Regions from separate parts of the Homo sapiens genome. Here region 1 is linked to region 2. A link is a loop called in an ENCODE intact Hi-C map of the cell type or tissue named here. Cell type or tissue: gastrocnemius medialis. All regions are shown on one strand. Links, peaks and the distances in the headings refer to the core of each region. The heading gives the core; the rest is flanking DNA. Region 1 overlaps USP34 (ubiquitin specific peptidase 34). Region 2 has its middle 150 kb from the start of FAM161A.

Region 1 (12,360 bases), core at 2,529-10,528, 270 kb before region 2:
AATAATTACCCCAATTTGATCATTACACATCATATAAAGGTATTGAAATAGCATGCTGTACCCTATAAATATGTATAAGAATTACGTATGAATTTAAAATAACAAAAAACAGACCATGGCCAGGGGTAGCAGCTCACGCCTGTAATCACAGCACTTTGGGAGGCCAAGGCAAGATTTGCTTGGGCCCAGGTGTTTGAGACCAGCCTGGGCAACTTAGACAGAACCCACCGTTTTTCAATTAAAAAAAAAAAATGGAATGTAGTGACATTTTCCTGTAATCCTAGCACTTTGAGTGGCCAAGGTGGGCAGATGGCTTGAATTCAGGCGTTCAAGACCAGCCTGGATAACATGGCAAAACCCCATCTCTACAAAAAAAAGACAAAAATTAGCTGGGCATAATATCCCGTACCTACAGTCTTAGCTACTCAGGAAGCTGAGGTGGGCAGACAGCTTGAGCCCCAGGAGGTCAAGGCTGCAGTGAACCAGGAGCATGCCACTGCACTCCAGCCTGGGTGACAGAGTGAGACCCTGTCTCATAAATACGTAAACAAACAAAGCTGGACACAGTGGTGTGTGTCTCTAGTTCCAACTATTCAGGAGGCTGAGGTGAGAGGACTGTTTGAGCTCAAGAGTTCTAGGCCAGCCTGGGCAACACAGCAAGACCCCATCTTTAAAATTTTTAAATGCTAAATGGTTATTTTAATATATTTAAATATATACAGATAATATATAACACCTGGATTTACTTCAAGCTAATCCAGTGGGTGGGAGAGAGACAATGGATAAGGTAAGGTGAAAAAAAAAACTACCCATGAGTTGGTAAATGTTGACTGGGTGATGGGTACATAAGTGTTCACTGCCCATAAACTTTCCCATTTCTGCACATGACTCTAGATATCTAAAACTTTCTACAATGACCAGAGAACCAAAAACCAAGACCACATACCACATAGCCAGAAACAAGGGTGAAAATAAGAGAACAATAAAACAGAAGATTAAGATATTAGTTACAATAGGTAATACATTCAAGATATTAGATAAGCTGAAGAATTCCAGCAAAGTTATGAAGAATATTAAAAAAAGAATCAGGGAGACTGACTAAAGACACCTAGCATTCATCCTACACACAAGAAAGGACAAAGGTTAACAAATAAACAGCTAAGATCTGACAGGTGTGTCAGAGAGACCATCTGAGTGCAGTTGGGGAATGGAGACACACCTGTTGGTGACAAAGTCCAGGAAGGCAGTATGGAAGCATCCAGCCTCTGCAGCCCCATCTCCCCTCACCCAGATGGGATTTGCCTGCAGTCAGCAGGGACTTCCTGATGCAGGGAAAAAGTAAGCAGAAGATCCCTCACCAGCACTCCCATTACCACCACAAACACCTACACTCCTTACAAGTGGCGAATCGGCCAGGTGCGGTGGCTCATGCCTGTAATCCCAGCACTTTGAGGAGCTGAGGCAGGCGGATCACTTGAGGTCATGAGTTCAAGACCACCCTGGCCAAGAAGGTGAAACCCCATCTCTACTAAAAATATAAAAATTAGCCGGGCGTGGTGGTGGGTGCCTGTAATCCCAACTACTGAGGAGGCTGAGGCAGGAGAATCACTTGAACCCAGGAGGCAGAGGTTGCAGTGAACCAAGATCGTGCCACTGCACTCCAGCCTGGGCAACAGAGTAAGACTCCATCTCAAAAACTATAAATAAAATAAAAAGGAGAATCCCACAGTCCTTGCAAGCCCTGAGCCCAATTTAGACAACTGCTGGAAATCCATACAGCTGCACTGCCCAAATTAGGAGCACAAGGAATGTGCTCCCCAACCCCCACCTACCCCCAGTGAAACAAGCTGTGGCAGTGCAACACCATCTTGAAACCAGAGCCACCTCTGGAGTGCACCCTCTGGGGGCCAGTAGCCACTGCACCTCTGCAGCACTTCAGCTCCATCTTCATTACACCAAGGCCACACAGGTGAATGAATGCCACAACTATAGCTGCAACTTTGGTCCCGCACAGCAGGGAAAACCAACTCCCACAACCAGACCACACTTCAAGCCAAAGGAACAGTCTGACAGTCCCATCCAGGACAAACCTGCCCATAAGCCAACCAAGCCACTATAAGCTCTCTCCAAAGTAGTGGAGGCCCGCAAGCCAAAGAGCATGTGATACACCCCAAGGTTAGTGAAGCAGCCATGCACCCTTACTCAGTGCCTAAGAAAAAGGCTCCTAGCACCTCTGCCCCATGTAGACATGCTTCTGGCCTCCCGAACAGCCCTGCGCCCCCAATAAGGGCCTCAGAAACATTACCACAGGTCGTCCCTGATGGGCATCCCCCCAGGCCAGCCAGGCAGCCAAGAGCCCACATCCCAGTCCTAAGAAACAGCCCAATGGGCAACACCTGACAGACACATCTAGGCTGGCTGAGCAGTTGTGCACCTGTGTCCTAGACCTGAGAAACCATGGGCCACTCCTGCCAGGCACAACACCAAGCCAATTGAGCAACCACATGCCTGTGCTCCTGGCCAGAGTAACAGTCCTGTGGCTTCAACCCCAGCAAGCCAGACCCCAAGTTGGCCAACTCACCATATGCATACATGTGTCCCTGACTTGAGAAACAGCCCAATGAGCCAACCCCCCTGGCAAAGCTGCACCACACACTTCCTCATCCTAGGCTGCTGAGAAACTCTCAAATGTCACTAGTACAGATTACAGATGAAGAAACTACATTACTGTGTCCACACAGAACCAAGGCCAACACACTCCACTGATCTAAGATCCACTTATATAAATTAAGTCTTTCCCTATAAAATTTACTCCATAAAATTGAAAGGGGGGGGGTTCCAACAATGTGTAGAAACAATGTAGAGAAATCAACAGAGAAAAAAGAAACATGACATCTTCAAAGGCAAACAGTATAATTCTCCTGTAATAGACCCCAATCATAAAGAAATATATAAAATGCCAGAAAAAGAACTCAAAATAACGATCTTAAGGAAACTCAGGAGGTACAAGGGAATACAGGTAAGAACTTTAATGAAATAAGGAAAATAATTCATGATTTTAATGAGAAATTCAACAAAGAGGCCAAGCACAGCACCTCACACCTATAATCTCAGCACTTTGGGAGGCCAAGGCAGGTGGATTGCTTAAGGCCAGGAATTCAAAACCAGCCTGGGCAACGTGGTGAGACCCCATCTCTACAAAAAAATATAAAAATTAGCTGGACATGGTGGTGAATGCTTATAGTCCCAGCTACTCAGAGGCTGAGGTGGGAGAATCACCTGAGTCCAGGAAGTCAAGGCTGCAATAAGCTTTAATTGCGCCACTGTATTCTATCTAGCCTGGGCAACAGAGTGAGACCTTGTTTCAAAAAAAAAAAAAAAAAAAAAAGAACTCTAAAAGCAGCAAAAGAAAAGCATCAAGTCACAAATAAAAGTATCTCCACCAGACTAACAGATTTCTCAGCAGAATCCTTACAGGCAAGGAGTGAATGGGATTAACAGAGTTAAAGTACTAAAAAAAAAACAAAAAAACAGCTTATCAAGATTATACCCAGCAAAGCTGTCCTGCAGAAACGCAGGAGAAATAAACCTTCACAAACAAAGAAAAACTGAGGAAATACTCATCAGTAGATTGCCTTATAAGAAATGCTCAAGAATTTCATATATGGAAGAGCAAGCAAGGAACAAAGGATATATAATGTAGTAACTAAAAAACAATCAATAAAATGGCAGGAGTAAGTCCTCACCTATCAATAATACCTTGAGCACAAATGATTTAAATTCCCCCATTTAAAAGTTATACACTGGCCATGCGCAGTGGCTCATGCCTGTAATCCCAGCACTTTGGGAGGCCACGACGGGCAGATCACTTGAGGTCAGGAGTTCGAGACCAGCCTGGCCAATATAGTAAAACCTCATCTCTACTAAAATACAAAAATGAGCCGGGCATGGTGGAGTGCGCCTGTAATCCCAGCTACTCAGGAGGCTTAGGCAGGAGAATCGCTTGAACCTGGGAGGCGGAGGCTGCAGTAAACCAAGATCACCCCATTGCACTCCAGCTTGGGTGACAAAGTGAGACACCATCTCAAAAAATATATATAAAAAATAGAAGTTATAGACTGAACAACAACAAAAAAATTCAACAATATGCTGTCAACAAGATACTAACTTCATCTTTAAAGTCACCCACAGAGCCTGGCCAACATGACAAAACCATGTCTGTACTAAAAATACAAAAAAATTGGCTGGGCACAGTGGCTCATGCTGTAATCTCAGCTACTTGGGAATTTGAGGCAAAAGAATCGCTTGAACCTGGGAGGAAGAGGTTGCAGTGAGTCAAGATTGTGCCAGCCTGTGCAACAGAGCACAACTCTGTCCCAACAAAATAAAGACACACATAGACTAAAAGTGAAAGGACGGGAAAAGACATTCCATGTAAACAGAAACCAAAAGTGAGCTGGGGTAGCTTTACATATATCAGACAAAACAGACTTCAAGCCAAAAGTTGTAAAAGGAGACAAAGAAGGACACTATATAATAAAGGCATCAATTCAGTAAGGGGATATAAGAATTGTAAATACACACGCAACCAACACCAGAGGACCCAGATATACAACATAATTAGATCTAACGGGAGAGACAGACCTCAACATAATAATAGTTGGGGACTTCAACAGCACTGGACAGATCATCTAGACAGAATATAACAAAGAAACATAGTTTTCAACTGCATCATAGACCAAATAAAACCAACAGCTATTTACAGAACATTTCACCTAATAGCAGCAGAATACACATTTTTATAGCAGCACATGAAACATTCTCCAGAATTGACCATATTTTAGGACATAAAACAAGTCTCAACCAAATTTTAAAATAACTGAAAAAATCATGTCAGCTATCTTCTCAGACCACAATGGAATAAAAATAGAAATCAATACAAGAGAAATGCTGGAAACTATACCAATACATGGAAATTAAACAACATGCTCCTGAATGACCACTGGGTCAATGAAGGTATTAAGATGGAAATAAAATAATGTCTTGAAACAAATGAAAATGCAAATACAACACGTCAAAGCCTGTGGGATACAGCAAAAGCGGTGCACTGCTAAGAGGGAAGTTTATAGTAATAAATGCCTATGCCAAGAAACTGGAAAGATTTCAAACAACCAATGATGCATCTCAAGGAACCAAAAAGAACAAAACCAAAATTAGACAACGAAGATCAATAAAGATCAGAGCTGAAATAAACAAAATTGAGACTAAAACAAATTACAGGAGATCAAAGATCAGAAAAAAGCTGGTCATTTGAAAAGATAAACAAAATCAACAAACCTTTAGCTAGACTAAGGAAAAAAGAGACAAGACCCAAATAAAAGAAATCAGAAACAAAAAAGGAGACATCATAACGGATACCACAGAAGTACAAAGGATCATTAGAGACTGCTGACCAACTACGCAGCAATAAATTTAAAAACCTAGAGGAAATGAACAAATTCCTGAACACATACAATCTACTAAGATTGAACCAATAAGAAATAAAAAACCTGCCAGGCACGGTGGCTCATGCCTGTAATCCCAGCACTTTGGCAGGCTGAGGTAGGCAGATCACGAGGTCAGGAGTTCAAGACCAGCCTGGCCAATATGGTGAAACCCCGTCTCTAATAAAAATACAAAAAATTAGCCAGGCATGGTGGCAGGCACCTGCAGTCCCAGCTAGTCGGGAGGCTGAGGCAGGAGAATGGCTTGAACACGGGAGGCGGAGCTTGCAGTGAGCCCAGATTGTACCACTGCACTCCAGCCTGGGCAACAGAGCGAGACTCCGTCTCAAAAATAAATAAATAAATAAATAAATAAATAAATAAATAAATAAAAAACCTGAACAGACCAAAAACAAGTAATGAGATTGAATCAGTAACAAAAAGTCTCCCAAGGAAAGTGCAGGACTGATGGGTTCACTGCTGAAATCTACCAAATATTTACAGAAGAATGAATACCAATTCTTCTCAAGGTATTCCAAAAAATTGAAGCAAAGTTAATTCTTCTGAACTCACTCTACAAGGCCAGTATAACCCTGATACCAAAACCAGAAAAGGAAAAACAAACAAAAAAGAAAACTACATGCCAGTGTCCTTGATAAACATAGACACAAAAATTCTGAACAGAATTCTGGCAAACCAAATCCAACAACACATCAAAATGTAATAACCATGATGAACTGGGATTCAACCCAGGAATACAAGGATAATTTAACATACGCAAATCAATGGATGTCATACATCTTAGCAATAGAATGAAGGACAAAAACCATAGGATCATCTCAATAGAATCGGAAAAAGCATTTGATAAAATTCAACATCCATTCGTGATTAAAAAAAAAACTCTAGGCCAGGCGTGGTGGCTCAACGCCTGTAATCCCAGCACTTTGGGAGGCCAAGGCAGGCGGATCACTTGAGGTCAGGAGTTCGAGACCAGCCTGGCCAACATGGTGAAACCCCGTTTCTACCAAAACTACAAAAATTAGCCACAAGCTGTAATCCTAGCTACTCGGGAGGCTGAGGCAGGAGAACTGCTTGAACCTGGGAGGCAGAGGTTGCAGTGAACCAAGATCACGCCACTGCACTCCAGCCTGGGCGACAAGAGTGAGACTCCATCTCAAAAACAAAACAAAAACAAAAACAAAAAAAAAACACTCTCAATAAATTAGGTATAAAAGGAAAGTACACCAACATAATAAAGGCCATATATGACAAACCCACAGCTATCATCTTACTCAACAAGAGAAAGATAAAAGCTTTTCCTCCAGTAACTGTACCTGGACAAGGATCTCACTCTCACTGCTCTTACCCAACATACTACTGCAAGTCCTAGCCAGAACAAGACAAAGTAGTTCTGGGCATCCAAATTGGAAATGAAGAAGTCAAACTGTCCCTGTGTTTGCAGCTGCAGATGACATGACCTTATATATAGTAAAACCTATGCTCCACTAAAAACACACACCTCAGAGCTAAAAAATTCAGTAAAGTTGCAGGATACAAAATCACTATTTAAAAAAAATCAGTGATGTTTCCATATACAAACAATACACTACCTGAAAAGAAATCAAGAAGGCAATTTCATTTACAATAGCTAGGAAAAAAGTCTAACAGGAATAAATTTAACAAAGGAAGTGAAAGACCTAAAAACAGCTGGGCATGGTGGCTCACGCCTGTAATCCCAACACTTTGGGAGGCTGAGTTGGGACGATTACTTGAGCTCAGCAGTTCGAAACCAGCCTGGGTAACAGGGCAAAACCGTGTCTCTACAAAAAATTAGCCAGGTTATGTGCCCCCTCCTCCTGCTGTGCCTCAGCTGTGTAGAGCCACTTGACCCTCATGCCCTGTGCTGGCAAGAACACTCAGGTATGTGCACAGCTCTGATGTCACCCCTCCAGCCTGGCCCTGGCTCCCTCCACGAGGATCTGCTTGCAGCACTCACACTTGGCACCATTCTGTCCGGCCATCCTGTCTCCCCTGCTGTATGTGAGCACTGGGAGGGAAGGGGCCGTTTCCATTTCTTGGAAGGCCCAGTGCCCAGCACCATCCAGCTGTGTGCTGAGCAGGCAGTCAGTGAGCACCCACAGTCAGCCCTCACCACAAGCAGCTGTGGGTACTCAGGTTAGGATATCTGACGGGGACTCCTGTGTGCTCCAAGAAGGCAGCATGGCAGCCCCCGTGGAGCACAAGTGGCCCACACCTGACCTTGGCATGTTTCTAAGAGAACAGACTTGCTGACCTGTGACCCTTGCCTGTGTCTCACCGCAGGGAGGCAGGAGGCTGTGGGCAAAGGGTGGGCCTGGAGACCTGCTCAGCCATACCCTGTCACTATGTGGGTCACACACAGCTGGGTGGAGACCTCATGATGTGTGGCCCAGAGAGGTGTCTGGGTGTGGATTCTGTGGATGGCTGCACTGTGCCATTAGGACAGGGACTGCTGCTGGGCCAACAGGGTACAGGGAGCGGAGGATGTGGGAGGACAGGGGCATCCTAGCCTAGTGCAGGGACCACAGGAGGGGCAGTGTGAGCTCCCCAAGACAAGCTGCAAGGCCCTGGGCATCAGGCTGTTGCTTTGCAACCTTCTCCTCCCCGGTTCTGAGGGCTCACTGAGGCACCTGCCTGAGTGCTACACAGAAAGCCAGCAGCATGGCCGTCCCTCCCGAGCACTCATCTAGGGCATCAGGGTGGGCTGCTTGAGTCCTGTGGGGTTGCGGACATCAGCCTCTTCCTCCTGGCCTCCAAACACCACCACTCTGCCATCCCACACCTCAATTTCTCAAATTCCCTGAGGTCAAAGGGAAGTTGCAAGGGCTGCCATCCCTGCCTCCCTGGTGGTCCTGCTGGAGGATGTGCCCAGACAGGACATCAGGAGGAAGCAGGTCAATGGCTGCTGTATGAAATGTCATGGCAGCTGTGCCCAGCTGCAAACAGTGATTGCGGCTTCCTGTTCCTCCATGGAAGGAACTTGCTCTGCTGCAGAGGGAATTTCTCTTCATGCCTTTTCCCCTCCATTCTTCTTGAAAAAGTTGCCCTTTTTAAATTTTTTTTTTTTTTTTGAGATGGAGTTTTGCTCTTCTCGTCCAGGCTGGAATGCAGTGGCACAATCTCCGCTCACTGCAACCTCCTCCTCCTGGGTTCAAGCCATTCTCCTGCCTCAGCCTACCAAGTAGCTGGGATTAAAGGCGCCCACCACCATACCCGGCTACTTTTTGTATTTTTAGTAGAGATGGGGTTTCGCCATGTTGGCCAGGCTGGTCTCAAACTCCTGACCTCAGGCAATCCGCCTGCCTTGGCCTCCCAAAGTGCTGGGATTACAGGCGTAAGGCACCACACCCGGCCTACTTTTTTAATTTAAAAAAAAAAAAAATTTCGGGTGCAGTGGCTCACGCCTGTAATCTCAGCACTATGGGAGGCCGAGACGGGTGGATCATGAGGTCAGGAGATCGAGACCATCCTGGCTAACACGGTGAAACCCCGTCTCTACTAAAAATACAAAAAAATTAGCTGGGCGTGATGGCAGGTGCCTGTAGTCCCAGCTACTCGGGAGGCTGAGGCAGGAGAATGGCATGAAACTGGGAGGCGGAGCTTGCAGTGAGCTGAGATCGCGCCACTGCACTCCAGCCTGGACAACTGAGTGAGAGCCGCCTCAAAAAAAAAAAAAAATTTTTTTTTTTTTTTGGACTCAGAGTCTTGCTCTGTGGCCCAGGCTAGAGTGTACTTGCGATCATAGCTCACTGTAGCCTCAAACTCCTAGGCTCAAGTGATCCTCCTGCCTCGGCCTCCCAAAGCACTGGGACCACACATGGGTCCCACCACACCCAGGCTCTGCCCTTTGGAATTAAAGTCACCCAGGCAGGTTAAACCTCTTATACTTTCTGCGCCCCACCTCCCAGCCCCTGTAATGAGAAAGGCAGTAAATTTTGGAGCTTTATGGAGTCCCTGCCCTTCCTGAAAAGGTGGCTGCAGAGAGACTAGAGCTGGTTGGGGGAAGAGATGTCAGGAGGCCTCCTCTGGAGCCCAGGGCCACACAGCTCCCAAAGCCCCAGTCTCCCTCTCTGGGGCTAGAGGTGCCCCTGTGTCCCTGTAACTTCTGCTCGGCCACTCGGCTGCCCAGCCTAGGGCTGCTCCTGCCACCACTCAACAGGCACAGAAATGCGTAAGTGCCAAAAAAAAAAATTAACCAGGCATCTTGATGCATGCCTGTAGTCCCAGATACTTGAGAGGGTGAGGTGGGAGAATCAACTGTGCTCAGGTCAAGGCTGCAGTGAGCTGTGATGGTACCACTGAACTACAGCCTGGGCAACAGAGAGAGAGACTGCATTACAAAAAAAAAAAAAGAAAAAAGAAAAGAAAAGAAAAAAAAAAAAGGAAGAAAAAAGAAAAGACCTAAAAATATATATTGAAAGCTGTAGTAACCAAAACAGCATGGTACTGACATAAGAACAGATACATAAACCAACGGAACAGAACAGAGTGCCCAGAAGTTAATACACGTATCTACAGTCAACTGATTTTTGACAAAGGTGCCAAGAATGTTCACTGGGGAAAGGACAGTCTCTCCAATGAATGGTGCTAGGAAAACTGGACATCCATAGGCACAACAATGAAACTATACCCTCACTCCTCTACATAAACAATCAACTCAAAATGGCTCAAAGAACTAACAAAACTATAAGACTACTAGAACAAAACAGGGGAAATGCTTCAGGACATCGGTCTGGGAAAAGATTTTATGAATAAAGACTTCAAAAGCACAGGCAACAAACAACAAATGGAATTATGTCAAACTACAAAACTTCTGTATAGCAAAGGCAAAAATCAACAGAGTAAAAAAAGACAACCTACAGAATGAGACAAACTATACGCAAATTACTCATCTGAGGGGATTAACATCAAGAATTTACAAGGAACTCAAACATCTTAACAGCAAAAAAAAAAAAAAAGAAAAAATCCAATTAAAAATGCACACACAATGTGAATAGACATTTCTCAAAGATTATATACAAATGGCCAACAAATATGTGAAAAAAATGTTCAACATCACTAACCATCAGGAAAATGCAAATCAAAACCACAATGAAGTATCTTACCCCAGTTAGGATAGCTATTATCAAAAACACAAAAAATAACAAATGCTGGCAAGGATGCACAGAAAAGGGAACTCTTATACAGTGTTAGTGGGAACGTAAACTAGCACAGCCACTATAGAGAACAGTATCAAAGCTCCTCAAAAAACTACAAACACGACTACCATATAATCCAGCAATCCCACTGCTAGGCATTTATCCAAAGGAAAGGAAAACACTGTATCAGAGACGTCTGCATTCCCACGATTACAGCACTATTCACAGTAGCCAAGATACAAAATCAACCTACGTGTTCAACGATAGATGAATGGATAAACAAAATGTGATGTGTGTACACACACACACACACACACACACACACACACACACAGAGGAATATTATACATCCATTAAAAATAATGAAATCCTGTCATTTGCAGCAACATACATGGAACTGGAGGACATTATCTTATGTGAAATAAGCCAGGAGCAGAAAGTTAAACACCATAAGTTCTTACTCATGTGGAAGCTAAAAAAAGGTTCATCTCATGTAAGTAAAAAGTAGAACAGAGGATACAAGAAGGTGGAAAGGACAGGGGAAAGGGAAGAATAGGGAGAGATTTGTGAAAGGATAAAAATTACAGCTAGATAGGAGGAATAAGTTCCAGTGTTCTACATAACTGTGAAATGACTACAGTTAACAATAATACATTATATAGATTCAAATAGCTACAAAGAGGCCACAGAAGGTTCCCAATGCAAAAAAGGGATAAATGTTTGAGATGAATACACTAATTACCCTGATCTGATCACTATATATGTATCAACACATCACTATATGATGAAATTTTGCATAAAAAAATCACTACATATCCCATAAACACGTACAATTATTACGTCAATTAAAATAAATTTTTTAAAAAGCTATCTTCCTGCCAGCAGATGTGTTAAAAAAAAAAAAACTATCAAGACATGAAAATACATAAAGAACATTTAAATTCCTATTACTAAATGAAAGAAACCAATCTTAACTGGCAACATACTGTATGATTTCAACTATGTGATGTAGTAGGAAAGGCAGAACTATGGAGACAGTAAAAAGATCAGCAGTTGCCAGTGATTAGTGGGGAGGAAGGAATGAATGGGTAGGGCACACAGGATTTTAGGGTAGTGAAACTACTTTGTACGACACTGTACTGGTGGATATGTTATTACACATTTGTCAAACCCCAACAGTGAACCCTAATGTGGACTATGGACTTTGAGTCATAATGATATGTTAACGTAGATTCACCAAGTGTAACAAATGTACCACTCACTCTGGTGTCAGATGTTGATAATGGAGGAGGCTTCGTGTGTGGGGAGTCAGGTGGCATACCGGAAATATCTGCACCTTATGCTCAATTTTGGTGTGAACTAAAAACTGCTGTAAAAAAATAATGCTGACCAGGCAAGGTGGCTCATGCCTGTAACCCTAGCACTCTGGGAGGCGAAAGCAGGACTGCTTCAGCATGGGCAACATACGGAGACTTCATTGCTAAAAATATAAATAAATAAAATTGTAGGTATGGTGGGGCATGCATGCCTGTAGTCCCAGCTACTCAGGAGGCTGAGGTGGGAGGATCACTTGGGCCCAGAAGGTCAAGGTGACAAGATTCTGCCACTGCACTCCAGCCTGGGTGACAGAGCAAAACCCTGTCCCAAAAATAAAATCTATTAAAAAGAAAAAACTCAAAAGCCTAAGAATTAAAATATAC
Region 2 (12,360 bases), core at 1,868-9,867:
TGTTCCTTATTATTGAACATTTAGATTATTTGACAGAAAACACAAAGAATATTCCTGTAGCTGAATTTTTGCTTGCATCCTTAATCATTTTTCCAGGATAAATCCCCAGAAGTGGAATCACTGGGTCAACAGATAAATACATTTTTAGAGCTTAGGTTCATACTACAAATTACTCTCCAGAAAGATTGCTCCACTTTTTTTCTTTTCTTTTTTTTGAGATGGAGTTTCACTTTTGTTGCTCAGGCTGGAGTGAAATGGAATGATTCTGGCTCACTGCAACCTTCGCCTCCCGGGTTCAAGCAATTCTCCTGTCTCAGCCTCCCTAGTAGCTGGGATTACAGGCACCTGCCACCATGCCTGGCTACTTTTTGTATTTTTAGTAGAGACAGGGTTTCACCATGTTGGGCAGGCTGGTCTTGAACTCCTGACCTCAGGTGATCCGCCTGCCTCAGTGTCCCAAAGTGCTGGGATTACAGGTGTGAGCCACTGCGCGCCTGGCCAGATTGCTCCAATTTATACTGCCAGCAACAGAGTGTAAGAAAGCACTATTTGTGCTTTTTAAAAATGGTCCTCTTGTTCACAGTTTAAGGCCTTTGGCTGTAGATTTTATTTTTAAATACTGTATTTATTTTTCTGATTACAGTAATAACACATGGATTATACAAATTCAAATATTAACAAATATATGGCTAGGCATGGTGGCTCACACCTGTAATCCTAGCACTTTGGGAAGCCAAGGCAGGAGGATCGCTTGAGCCTAGGAGTTTGAGAACAGCCTGTGACATATAGCGAGATTCCAGTTTCTGCAAAAAAAAATAGCTGGGCATGGCGGTGTGAGCCTGTAGTCCTAGACACTTGGGAGGCTGAGGTGGGAGGATTGCTTGAGCCTGGTAGGTCGAGGCTACAGTAAGCTGTGATTGTCCCACTGCACTGTAGCCCAGGTGGCAGAGTAAGACACTGTCTCAAAAAATATATAAATTAAGAAAAATAAAAATATTTATAAAACCATATGCTAATACTTTGTAACTTTTTTTTTTCAATTAAACATACATCTTGGACATCTTTTTATGTCAGTATAATTAGAACTGTCTCATTTTTTTTCTCCTTCCTTCCTCCCTACTATCTTTCTGCTGAGTCAGCGGTATGCCGGGACCTTCTTGTACAGGCTTGAGAGCGCCAAATACGCACATCTCTTTACAACTTCAAGTTAAGTAACATCATCTTACCTTGGTAGCTCAAAATGGACCATGGCACCAGGCATGATGGCTCATGCCTGTAATCTCAACACTTTGGGAGGCTGAAGTGGGAGGATCACTTGAAACAACCTGGGCATAGTGAGACATGGTCTCTTAAGTAAATAAATAGGGCTGTGGTGAGAGAACATGTACCCTGAAAATTGTCAAACACTACAAATCAAAGTTTTGTTTTTGGACAACTTACCAGCACTCACAGTGGCTAATTATTATTATTTATTTATTTTGAGACGGAGTTTCGCTCTTGTCACCCAGGATGGAGGGCAGTGGCATGATCTCAGCTCACTGCAACCTCCGCCTCCCGGGCTTCAGTGAGTCTCTGAGTAGCTGGGTTTACAGGCGCCCGCCACCACGCCTGGCTAATTTTTTGTATTTTTGGTAGACACGTGGTTTCATCATGTTGGCCAGGCTGGTCTTGAACTCCTGACCTCAGTGATCCACCCGCCTTGGCCTCCCAAAGTGCAGGAATTACAGGTGTGAGCCACCATGCCCAGCTGGCTAATTGTTAATATTAATACTATTCTGTTGAATAGAAGTACCATAATTTATTTATCCAGCCCCTATATTGGAAAATTGAATTGTCTCTAATTTTTTTAAATTATAAATAGTATCTTTTTTTTGAAACAGTCTCATTCTATTGCCTAGGCTGGAGTGTAGTGGCACAATCTCAGCTCACTGCAACTTCCATCTCCTGGGTTCAAGAGATTCTCCTGCCTCAGCCTCTCAAGTAGCTGGGATTACAGGCATGTGCCACCACACCTAGCTAATTTTTTTTATTTTTAGTAGGACAGGGTTTCACCACGTTTGCCAGGCTGTTCTCAAACTCCTGACCTCCAGTGATACGCCCGCCTCAAAGTGCTGGGATTACAGGCTTGAGCCACCGCAGCTGGCCTAAAATTACAAACGGTACTTCAATGAACATCTTTGTGCATGTATTTTTTTATACTTATGTGAGTGTTCTCATAGAATGTATTCCTAGAAGTAGAATTAGTAGGTCAAAGGGAAGGAATATTTTTAAATTTAATAGATACTAAAAAGCCTTCTAATACAGTTTTACCATTGTACATTTCTGCCTAGAGTGTATGAATACATATTTCCCCTGTGAGTTTGTAATTAAGTTAAACTCAATTGGAAACATATGTCAAATTCCATTTCTTTCAAGGAATGGTAGGACTTTCAGCAAATGAGTCTAATCTATTTACTATCCTTTGATCAAACATTCAAAACCAATCATTATGAATGTTAAAAGGAAACTGCATAACAGAACCATAGGGAAAATTAATGTCTTGACTTGCAGCTTGTCAGAGACAGATGTTTTCATAACTGAGTTCATTTCGGTCTCCAAAGTAAATAGGTTTTTTTCTAGTAAATAAGAAATCAATAAATATTTAATTAATAAATGAAGGTTTAATGCTTTGGGGAACAACTTTGTATGGAACTCCTTCACAACATTGTGCAATATTTTCTCAGAATGGATTCCCAGAGATGATATTAGTGTGTCTAAAAGTACAAAACATTTTGGGCTCTTAATACAGATTGCCAAATTTCCCTCCAAAAAGTTATACCGTTTATACTTTCCTTGAGATTTGTCTGCCTGCACTATCTTTTAAAAGCAAATTAATTTGATAGTTGAAAGTCACCTCTATTTTATTTACAAGTATTATTTACTAATGAGGTTGGACATTTTTGGTGCCTTTATTGCCAATTTGTTTTTCGTTTTATCTATTTGTTCTTAGCTCTGTTTTATAGTTGTGTAATACTATTTTTCTTATTGACTGTTAACTATGTACACATTAAGAATATTACCCTTTTGACATATTTGTGACAGATATGTTTTCCTAGGTTGTTTTGGTCATTGTTCTCTTTTCCTGCTGCTTTCTGGCCTATTACTATGCATTTTTCAGCATGTGCATTTGTTTTCTTTGTTGTCTTTTAGGTGATACTGTAGCTAACTTCAGTTTTCTTAGCCCCTATTTCTCCTCTCCTGTCCCACTTAGAATTGCTGATAAAACTTTATTTACAATAAAATCAGGCAGCTGGCCCATAGGCCATAGTTTGTTGATTTGATTTTTCAAAATATTACATTAACATACCATTGATCTTGGCCGGGATCAGTGGCTCACGCCTGTAAGCTCAGCACTTTAGGAGGCTAAGATGGGAGGATCACTTGGTTCAAGACCAGCCTGGACAACATGGCAAGACCACATCTGTACAAAAAATACAAAAATTAGCTGGGTGTGGTGGTGTGAGCCTGTAGACCAGCTACTCAGGAGGCTGAGGTGGGAGGATTGCCTGAGCCCAGGAGGCGGAGGCTGCAGTGAGCTGAGATTGTGCCACTGCACCCCACCCTAGGTGACAGAACATGACTCTGTCTCCAAAAAAAAAAAAAAAAAAAAAGAAACATTTATCTTGATTACTAAAATTTTGGGTGTCACCTTAAATTTTGTGCTTTTCTCACCTCACTCTAGTCCTGTTCCTGCCTGAGGCCCCAGAATGCTTTACACCCAAGTCCATGCAAGTTATGAGGCTTCTGCTATGTTCAGTTAGGTGGAGCATCCTGAAAAAAAATAGTTTATCAAAGCATTTCCAGCTTCAACTAAGGCACAGAATTATGTGAATTTGCTAGTTGCTTAATATTTTTCTGCTCTCCTGAGATGGTTTGTCTCAAGACAAGCCTGGAGCACAAAGTGAGATGCCATCTCTACAAAAAATTAGCTGGGTGTGGTGGTGCACACCTGTAGTTTTAGCTACTTGGTAGGCTGATGCCAGAGGATTGCTTAAGCCAAGGAGTTGGAAGCTGTGAGCTATGATTGCACCATGGCACTCCAGCCTGGGTGACAGGCTATAAATAAATAAATGGAGATAGTTTGTCATAAAGCTCATCATAATTGAAATGATAAAAATCATATTTAATAGTTTTTTGGCATAATGTATATTAAAATGTGAAACATGATAAAAATAAGTTATATACATTTTATTTCATTTGTTTTTTTTAAGAGGGAGTCTCGCTGTGTCACCCAGGCTGGAGTACAGTGGCATGATCTTGGCTCACTGCAACCTCCGCCTCCTGGGTTCAAGCAATTCTCCTGTCTCACCCTCTTGAGTAGTTGGGACTACAGGTGCCCACCACCATGCCAATTTTTGTATTTTTAGTAGAGACAGGGTTTCACCATGTTGGTCAGGCTGGTCTTGAACTCCTGACCTCAGGTGATCCACCTGCCTCGGTCTCCCAAAGTGCTGGGATTACAGGCGTGAGCCACTGCGCACAGCCAATTTTATTTATTATTACTTTTGGGGTGCAGATATTAATAATCATGATCATGTTCTTCAAAATAATAAGCACTGCTGGGTATGGTGTCATGCCTGTCATCCCAGCTACTTGGGAGGCTTAGGGAGGAGGATTGCTTGAGGCCAGGAGTTCAAGAGCAGCCTAGGCAACATAGTGAAACCCTGTCGCTAAAAAAAAAAAAAAAGCACTGCTTTGTATTTCTACAGGTAATTTACACTTACCAGATATGTAAGCAGCAATTCTTTGGAAAAAAAAAATAAAACCAGGGGATTCTAGTAAATTCTCACTGGATACTGTTTAAATATGTTGGCCTAAATTGCCACTTACATTTAAGAGATATTTGCCCTGATTAATATGCAAAAGAACAGTTGTCCTTCAGTCAAAATGCAGATTTGAACTGCTTTATGGTAAAACACTGTGTTAGTTTCCTGTCGCTGCTAGAACAAATTACCAGAAACTTAGTGACTTAAACACAACACAGACATATCATCTTACCGTTCTGGAGTCAGAAACCCAAAGCTGTCTTGCTAAGCTAAGATCAGGTTGTCAGTAGAGGGCTGCATGCCTTTCAAGAGGCTCTGGGGGTGAATCCATTTCCTTGCATTTCCCAGGTTCCAGAGGCTGCCTGCATTCCTTGGCTCAGGGTCTCTTCCTCTGGCATTCTTCTCCACCCTGACCCCTGCTTTTGTTGTCACATCTCCCCAGACTCTGACTCTCCTGCCTCCCTCTTTCTCTTATAAGAACGCTTGTTATTACATTGGTCCCACCTGGAAGATCCAGGGTCATTTCCCCATCTCAAGATCTTTAACTTTCCCATCTGCAAACTCCCTTTTGCCATGTAAGGTAACATATTCACAGATTTCAGGAATTAGAACATGAACATCTTCAAACAGTCATTATTCTGTCTGTTGTGGACCCTATTTCTGAAATTTCTAATAATGAAACCAAAGTTGGCATTATATCTCTGCAAAGGGATGGAGAAAGCATTCTTATTTCACCGTACTTTAGACCTTGGCCAAAAGCTAACAGCATTTGAAGACAAACTCTTTAGCTACTTGTTTTCTTAGAATTTGGGAAGTTTTGAAATCTAAAGGGTTTTGAATACCTTCTAAGATTTCACTCTATATAATACATAATATCTATCTATGCTATGCTAGATCCCTATTAACTTTAACCAGGATCACACCAGGTTCAAGGGGCTGAAGAAGAGACCCAGAGCCAGCAAACAAGACATAGGGTTTTGTTTGGGGGAACTTACATACAGGGACAGTCCAGTGGTGGCCGGCTGGACAGAAGAACTGCAACCACTTGCAAAAGGCATGCAGTGTATGTAGCACCCTCACTCAGCAGGATCCCCCCCGGCAAACCTCACATGGCAAACCTCATTTCTTTCTTTCCTTTTTTTTTTTGGAGATGGAGTCTCGCTCTGTTGCCTAGGCCGGCGTGCAGTGTCATGATCTCAGCTCACTACAACCTCTGCTTCCTGGGTTCAAGCGATTCTCCTGCCTTAGCCTCCCAAGTAGCTGGGATTACAGGCACCTGCCACCACACCCGGCTAATTTTTGTACTTTTAGTAGAGCTGCGGTTTCACCATATTGGTTAGGCTGGTCTTGAACTTTTGACCTCAAGTGATCCACCCACCTCGGCCTCCCAAAGTGCCAGGATTACAGGCGTGAGCCATTGCACCCAGCCGGCAACACTCATTTCTTAAGTTATTGCTGCTGCCAGGTGCATCTGCCATTCAGGGTATGCTTAAGTTAAATTATTGCTGTCAGGTGCATCCACCCTACAATCCAGAACATGGCAACACTGCTAAAGCCTTGGCTGTGCCTGCACACACACACATGAGCTGTCCTGAGTAGCCAAAACAGCTGACAGAAAGGTATTGAGATCCTGTGTTTCACACGTAGGAAAACCTTAGACCACACAGTGATTCCACCTCTTCACATGTAGTTCTAATAGTTTCATGCTTGACTTATAGTTCTAATAAGCTTGGTAATCTGATTTTCAATCCTTGGCTGACTTGCAGTAGAAAATTAGGAAGCCAAGAAGGGAAGCTCTAGGCAGATAAACTGACAGACCTAAAAAGACTTGAGGAAACATATTCTAGTTAATAATGTGCCTCATTTATATGATATAGTCAAGTGCAATAAACATATACTAAACCTGTGCATTTAAGTCAAAAAAAGGAAGGTGGGAAAGAAGAGGTGCTTTAAGTAAAATTCTCAAACCTTTGACCAACCACTACCTCTCTGGGCTTTTACTTATTCATATAAAAAAAGAAACATTTAAATAATTTAATGTCTAGGCTCCTGTTTACTGTAGAATTCTATGATTTTAGGTGACAACAAATAGCTTGCCAGCAAGGAGTCAATCAGGAGTATTGTGATATGTACTTTTTGTTTTTTTTGAGACAGGGTCTCATTCTGCTGCCCAGGATGGAGTGCAGCGGTGCGATCATGGCTCACTGCAGCCTCAACCTCCTGGGCTCAGGTGACGATCCTCCCACCTCAGCATCCTGGGTAGATGGGACTGCAGGTCCCATTTTTAAAATGCCTGGCTAATTTTTAAAATTTTTTGTAGAGACAGGATCTTGCCATGTTGCCCAGGCTAGTCTCGAACTCCTGGGCTCAAGTGATCCTCCCGCCTGGTTCTCTCACAATGTTGGGATTATAGGCCTGAGCCACTGAGTCTGGCCTTTGTCCTATTTCTTAAAAATTATATTTGCTACTACCATGACTACTACTCCAGTGCTTTACCAGCACTTAAATACCTCCAATGTCTGGGACAATTAGGAGTGAGGCAGACAGGGTAAGCATTTCAATCATGTCAGAGGCATCGTTTTCATAACCAGAACAATAACGAATATTTATGATGATTTAACCTAAACAGCAATTAATAAACAGCTCTTGTGTGCCAGGCACTGTGTCAGGTGCTAAGTCTTCATGGGAAATAAATTTATTCTTATATGTCTCGGGAGACAGGTGGAAAGCAATTTGGCAGTAACTACATTAAAACTTTTAAAATATGTAAATATTTTGATCCAGAATTCTTACTCCCAGAAGTTGTCCAAGTTTTTGCTGGACAATTGCAAGTGCCCAAAGATATCTTTCAAAGATGCTTACTTCTGCGTTATTTGTAAGAGTGAAACACTGGAAATGACCTAAACATCCAACATAGAGTGAGACCTATATATACCAATATGAAAAGCTGCCCAACATATACTGCTACATGACAAAAGAAAGTTGTAAGACTGTATCTTTTATTTTGTTGATATATAGATATGAGTATTTGTATACAATATCTGGAGACATATACAATAATTTTTTTTCTTTTTCTTTTTCTTTTTTTTTTTTGAGAAAGGGTCTGGCTTTGTTGCCCAGGCTGGAGTGCAGTGGTACGATCTTAGCTCACTGCAACCTCTTACCTCCTGGGCTCAAGCAATCCTCCCATCTGAGTCTCCTGAGTAGCTGGGATTACAGGTGAATGCTATCATGCCTGGCTAATTTTTGCATTTTTAGTAGAGATGGGGTTTTACCATGTTGCCCAGGCTGGTCTCGAACCCCTGGACTCAAACAATCCCTCTGCCTCAGCCTCTCAAAGTACTGGGATGACAGGTGTGAGCCACCCCGGTGGCCAACAAACTATTAACAAGGGGCAGGATTATGGAGACTTTTCTGTTTTGTTAAATGTTCATTTAAAAGTAATAAACACATTACACAAGAAAAATAACAAACGTAACAACAAAAAGAATAATACAAAATGAAAGGCAAGAAATTAAGTAATACATTTTACAAATATTTTCATGGGGAACTATTGAAAATTTATTGAAAACAACATGTTTTCCAAGAATTTAGAATGGAAAAGTTGTTCCACCTGCAGCTTTCTGATTGAGTAGCTGGATGCTGTGATCTTTCACTCAGTTACCCCCTCTTCATCCTGGTTGATTTCCAGCTTTCAATAAAGCTTTTCACCTGACGCAGGATAATAGCGAGTGCATGTGTGCTGGTTTGTTTACTGTGAGTCTCTCAGAGGAAATCATGTGCATCTGTCTGTTTACTTTTCCGTGGAACCTAGAAGGTCACCTCTAAAAATAATCTTGCTCGGTGTTAGAGTTTCTGTGACACAGAGGTACATACCTCACATGCTCTCCACAGTTAGTGCGCTAAGCCAGGCATATCTAGTTCCCAAATGACTCAGATCAGAGAAGGAGGGGAAGGCAGCTGCCAGCTAAGATGTCTAGTGACTGATTTAAGAGCAGATGCAGAGGAAGCCCTTTACAAAATGGGACACACTCATGGCTGCCTTTCTAGATCAGTGATGTTGAACTTTTAAATATGTTTATTGGCTTTTTGTATTTCTTCTTTGTAAGTTTCCAAAGGAAATATTAGGAGAATTTCTGAACCAGAGCCCATGCTATGGCTATTTGACTTTGCAGTAGACACATTTGGATGCCTTTTCACTACCTCCTTTGGCCCCGAAGCTCTTGTTAAAACAGGTGCGCCTGAGGAACTGCGTTTATGCGTGAAGAACACTCTCCATTTGCCCCTGACGTCTGCCTCACTCTTCCCAGATTGAACCTTTATTATCCCATGCTGGGCTGGGACCTCATTATGGAAGGCCTCGAAAGCCAGCCTGCGGAGGTTGAACAAGGGAGTAGGATGATGAGAGTTCTGCTGTAAGAGATTAACCCAGCATCAGTGTAAGAGACTTGAGAGGGAAGAATGGGTAGAGAAAGAGATCAGTTAGAAGTCTTTTATTGGCTGGGCATGATGGCTCACACCTGTAATCCCAGCACTTTGGGAGGCCAAGGCGGGCGGATCACCTGAGGTCAGGAGTTCAAGACCATCCTGGCCAACATGGTGGAACCCCGTCTCTACTAAAAATACAAAAATTAGCGGGGTGAGGTGGCAGGCGTCTGTGGTTGAGGTGGCGGGCGTCTGTAATCCCAGCTACTTGGGAGGCTGAGGCAGGAGAATCACTTGAACCCAGAAGGCAAAGGTTGCAGTGAGCCAAGATCATGCCATTGCATTCCAGCCTGGGCTGGAGGAAGACTCCGTCTCAAAAAAAAAAAAAAAAAAAAAAAAAGAAGTCTTTTGTCAGCTGCTCTGCCTATGGAGTAGCCATTCTTTTATTCCTTTACTTTCCTAATAAACTTGCCTTCACTTAAAAAAAAAAAAAAAAGAAGCCTGTTGTCCAAGTCAGAAACAATGAAAGCCTGAGCTAAAGCCACGAGCAGGAGAGAAGGGAATAGAAAGAGATAAATTGAAGAAGCAAATCTATGAAATTGTACAGCTGATTGGATCCAGGATACAAAGGAGTTCCGTAGGTCCCAGAAGACTCCTAGATGTGTGCTGGAAATTGTAGTGCTGCTGTGGAGATGTCACACACTGGGCTCTACCTCGTCCTCTTATGCCTCTTCGGGGATCTCATGCCAACAACTGTTTTGTCATCTATCTTCAATTATTTACTGCCATTGATTCCTTCCCATGAGGCCTATTTAAGAATCTCCACATTTTAGAACAAAATAAACCAAACCAAACCATACCAAAACAAACCTTCCCTCTTGAGAGGAAGAATAGACTACTAATGTCCTTATCGTAGAAGTAGGGAGTCAAGAGACACTATCCATGATTAATAGAACGAAGAAGGGAGCTTAAGTAGGTTGCAAAGAGGGCCAGTGGAGAGATTGAGAATGGTGATGCAACCACTTTGGAGGAGAGGGGAACGAGAGGAGTGTAAGTGAACTAAATTCTCATCCAGCATATCAGGAAGTTAATAGAGAATGTCTAAGGCGGATAAATCAAGAAATAGTTAGGCCAGGAGGTGAATTAGTGATCTGGAGGTTACTACAACACAGAAGCAGTTCAAAGTGCTTGCCTCTTCAGGGTGGCTCGGGACTGTTGCTTTTTTGAACCATTTGCGTGTATTTCTTTGATGAAATTTTTAAAGCGTTTTTTCCCTGTTTTTTAACATGTCAAAAAGAGCCTTTATTACTTTAGTAGTAGCCTCTTATGCTTCCTTGCCAGACACTTTTGGAGAAGGTGCTCCCTGGGCCAACACTTTTTGACCCTTCTGAGCTTTCTGAAGAAGTGCTGCCTTCTGGCCTGTGGCTTTCTGGGCAGGAATCTTCCGGGCTGGAGCCTTCTTGCCCGCAGTGATCATCTTTTTTGCTGGGACTTTAGCAGCAGGTGCTTTTCTGGTAGAAGCTTTCAGGAGAGCTGCCTTTCGAAGCTTCCTAAACTCATTTTTTGTTTGTTTGTTTTTTGAGACAGAGTCTCGCTCTTGTCGCCCAGGCTGAAGTGCAATGGCACAATCTCGGCTCACTGCAACCTCTGCCTCCTGGGTTCAAGTGATTCTCCTGCCTCAGTCTCCCAAGTAGCTGGGATTACAGGCACGCGCCACCACGCCCAGCAAATTTTTGTATTTTTAGTAGAGACAGGGTTTCACCATGTTGGCCAGGTTGGTCTCAAACTCCTGACCTCAGGTGATCTGCCTGCCTTGGACTCCCAAAGTGCTGGGATTACAGGCGTGAGCCTCTAACTTCATTCTTAATTATTCTTTTCCTCATTTTCTTTGCCTTCATGGCTTTAAAACAATCAAAATCTGTCATCTTGGCTTTCCTCTCTTTGGCTTCAATCTTCTTGGCTTAGTGTGGCTGCCCATTTTGCATTGAGGTCTACCTGCTGCCAGGCTTGTTGGACATACCTTTGGTGGGTGCTATGTGGGAACTTGAGGATGAAGTCAGTGAGCTGCATGCATTTGAAAGACACGGCCTGTCCCATTACCTGAGTGCAAAGTCCATCAGCCAGAGCCCTGTTTTCATCAGTAACATCTACAACTGCGACCAGCTTTCCAGCATAAGGTCCAAAGGAGACATAGGCCACCTGGCAAACCTCCAGGAAGTGCTTGAACATCATGTCGGCAGCGTTTGGCAAGAAGGAAGTTCTTTCTTTTTTTGGTATAATGGGGAGAGAAGCCTTTAAAAAGCCTCCCTAAATTCACATCTCCTTATGGCTACCATTTTTTTCTCTTCTTCCTTGAAATATATTCTTTTTTGTTGTTGTTTGTTTGTTTGTTTGTTTGTTTTTGAGATGGAGTCTTGTTCTGTTGCCCAGGCTGGATTGCAGTGGCTCGATCTTGGCTTGCTGCAAACTCCGCCTCCCGGGTTCACACCATTCTCCTGCCTCAGCCTTCCAAATAGCTGGGACTACAGGCGCCCGCCACCACACCCCGCTAATTTTTTGTATTTTTAGTAGAGACAGGGTTTCACCGTGTTAGCCAGGATAAATATATTCTTTAATATAATAATAATAGTAGTAGCTAACACTGACTGAGGTATTGTTATATGCCAGGCATTGGCACATAACATTCATTCATCATCTTATTTAATCTTTGAAGTGAGCTTATTGCAACTAGACATCTTTAATGAATTGTCTATTCTTACTGTCCTCATTTGCTCACCATCCAATCTCTTCTCAACCCACCACAAACTGGCTTTTGCCATCTAAACTCCACTTAGACTCTCCCAACAAGGGCACCAATGACCTCCCTATTGTTGAAACTGGTTACACTTGCCATGGCTTTGGTTACACTTGCGTTTTTTTTGTTTGTTTGTTTGTTTGTTTTTTTAAATCTACCTCCTGGCTTCTTCACAGTTCTCCTCTAAGGTCTTTCTTCTGCTGCCCACCTCCTAAATGTTGGTGTTCCTCAGATTTCCTGCTCTAGCCTGCATTTCCTCTCATTTTATGTCTCTTAGGATCATTTATATATTCCCCTTGCTCAAGTTATCACGGATGACACTCAGACCTCTGTGTC

What was found. A loop is a pair of places that touch in the nucleus more often than their neighbours do. Peaks named below come from ENCODE experiments on the same cell type or tissue, not always from the same donor. Only the 100,000 strongest peaks of a DNase experiment are listed, where the experiment ranks them.
Region 1: it touches region 2 in a loop (7-fold over the local background); 3 of 110 quality-filtered maps call a loop at or near these places.

Annotation. Positions count from the first base shown.
Region 1 is chr2:61,431,942-61,444,301 of GRCh38, forward strand. The region is part of intron 1 of USP34 (ubiquitin specific peptidase 34); the gene reads right to left. Among named protein-coding and RNA genes, the nearest start is that of SNORA70B, 21 kb to the left of the region's middle. In gastrocnemius medialis, for the core only: no CTCF peak of the experiment used is centred there; DNase peaks (open chromatin) are centred at 2,560, 4,300 and 7,440; H3K4me3 peaks cover 1,050 bases; H3K27ac peaks cover 7,885 bases.
Region 2 is chr2:61,699,517-61,711,876 of GRCh38, forward strand. It overlaps the pseudogene LOC647077. Among named protein-coding and RNA genes, the nearest start is that of FAM161A, 150 kb to the right of the region's middle. In gastrocnemius medialis, for the core only: no CTCF peak of the experiment used is centred there; DNase peaks (open chromatin) are centred at 5,915, 6,305 and 8,735; H3K27ac peaks cover 8,000 bases.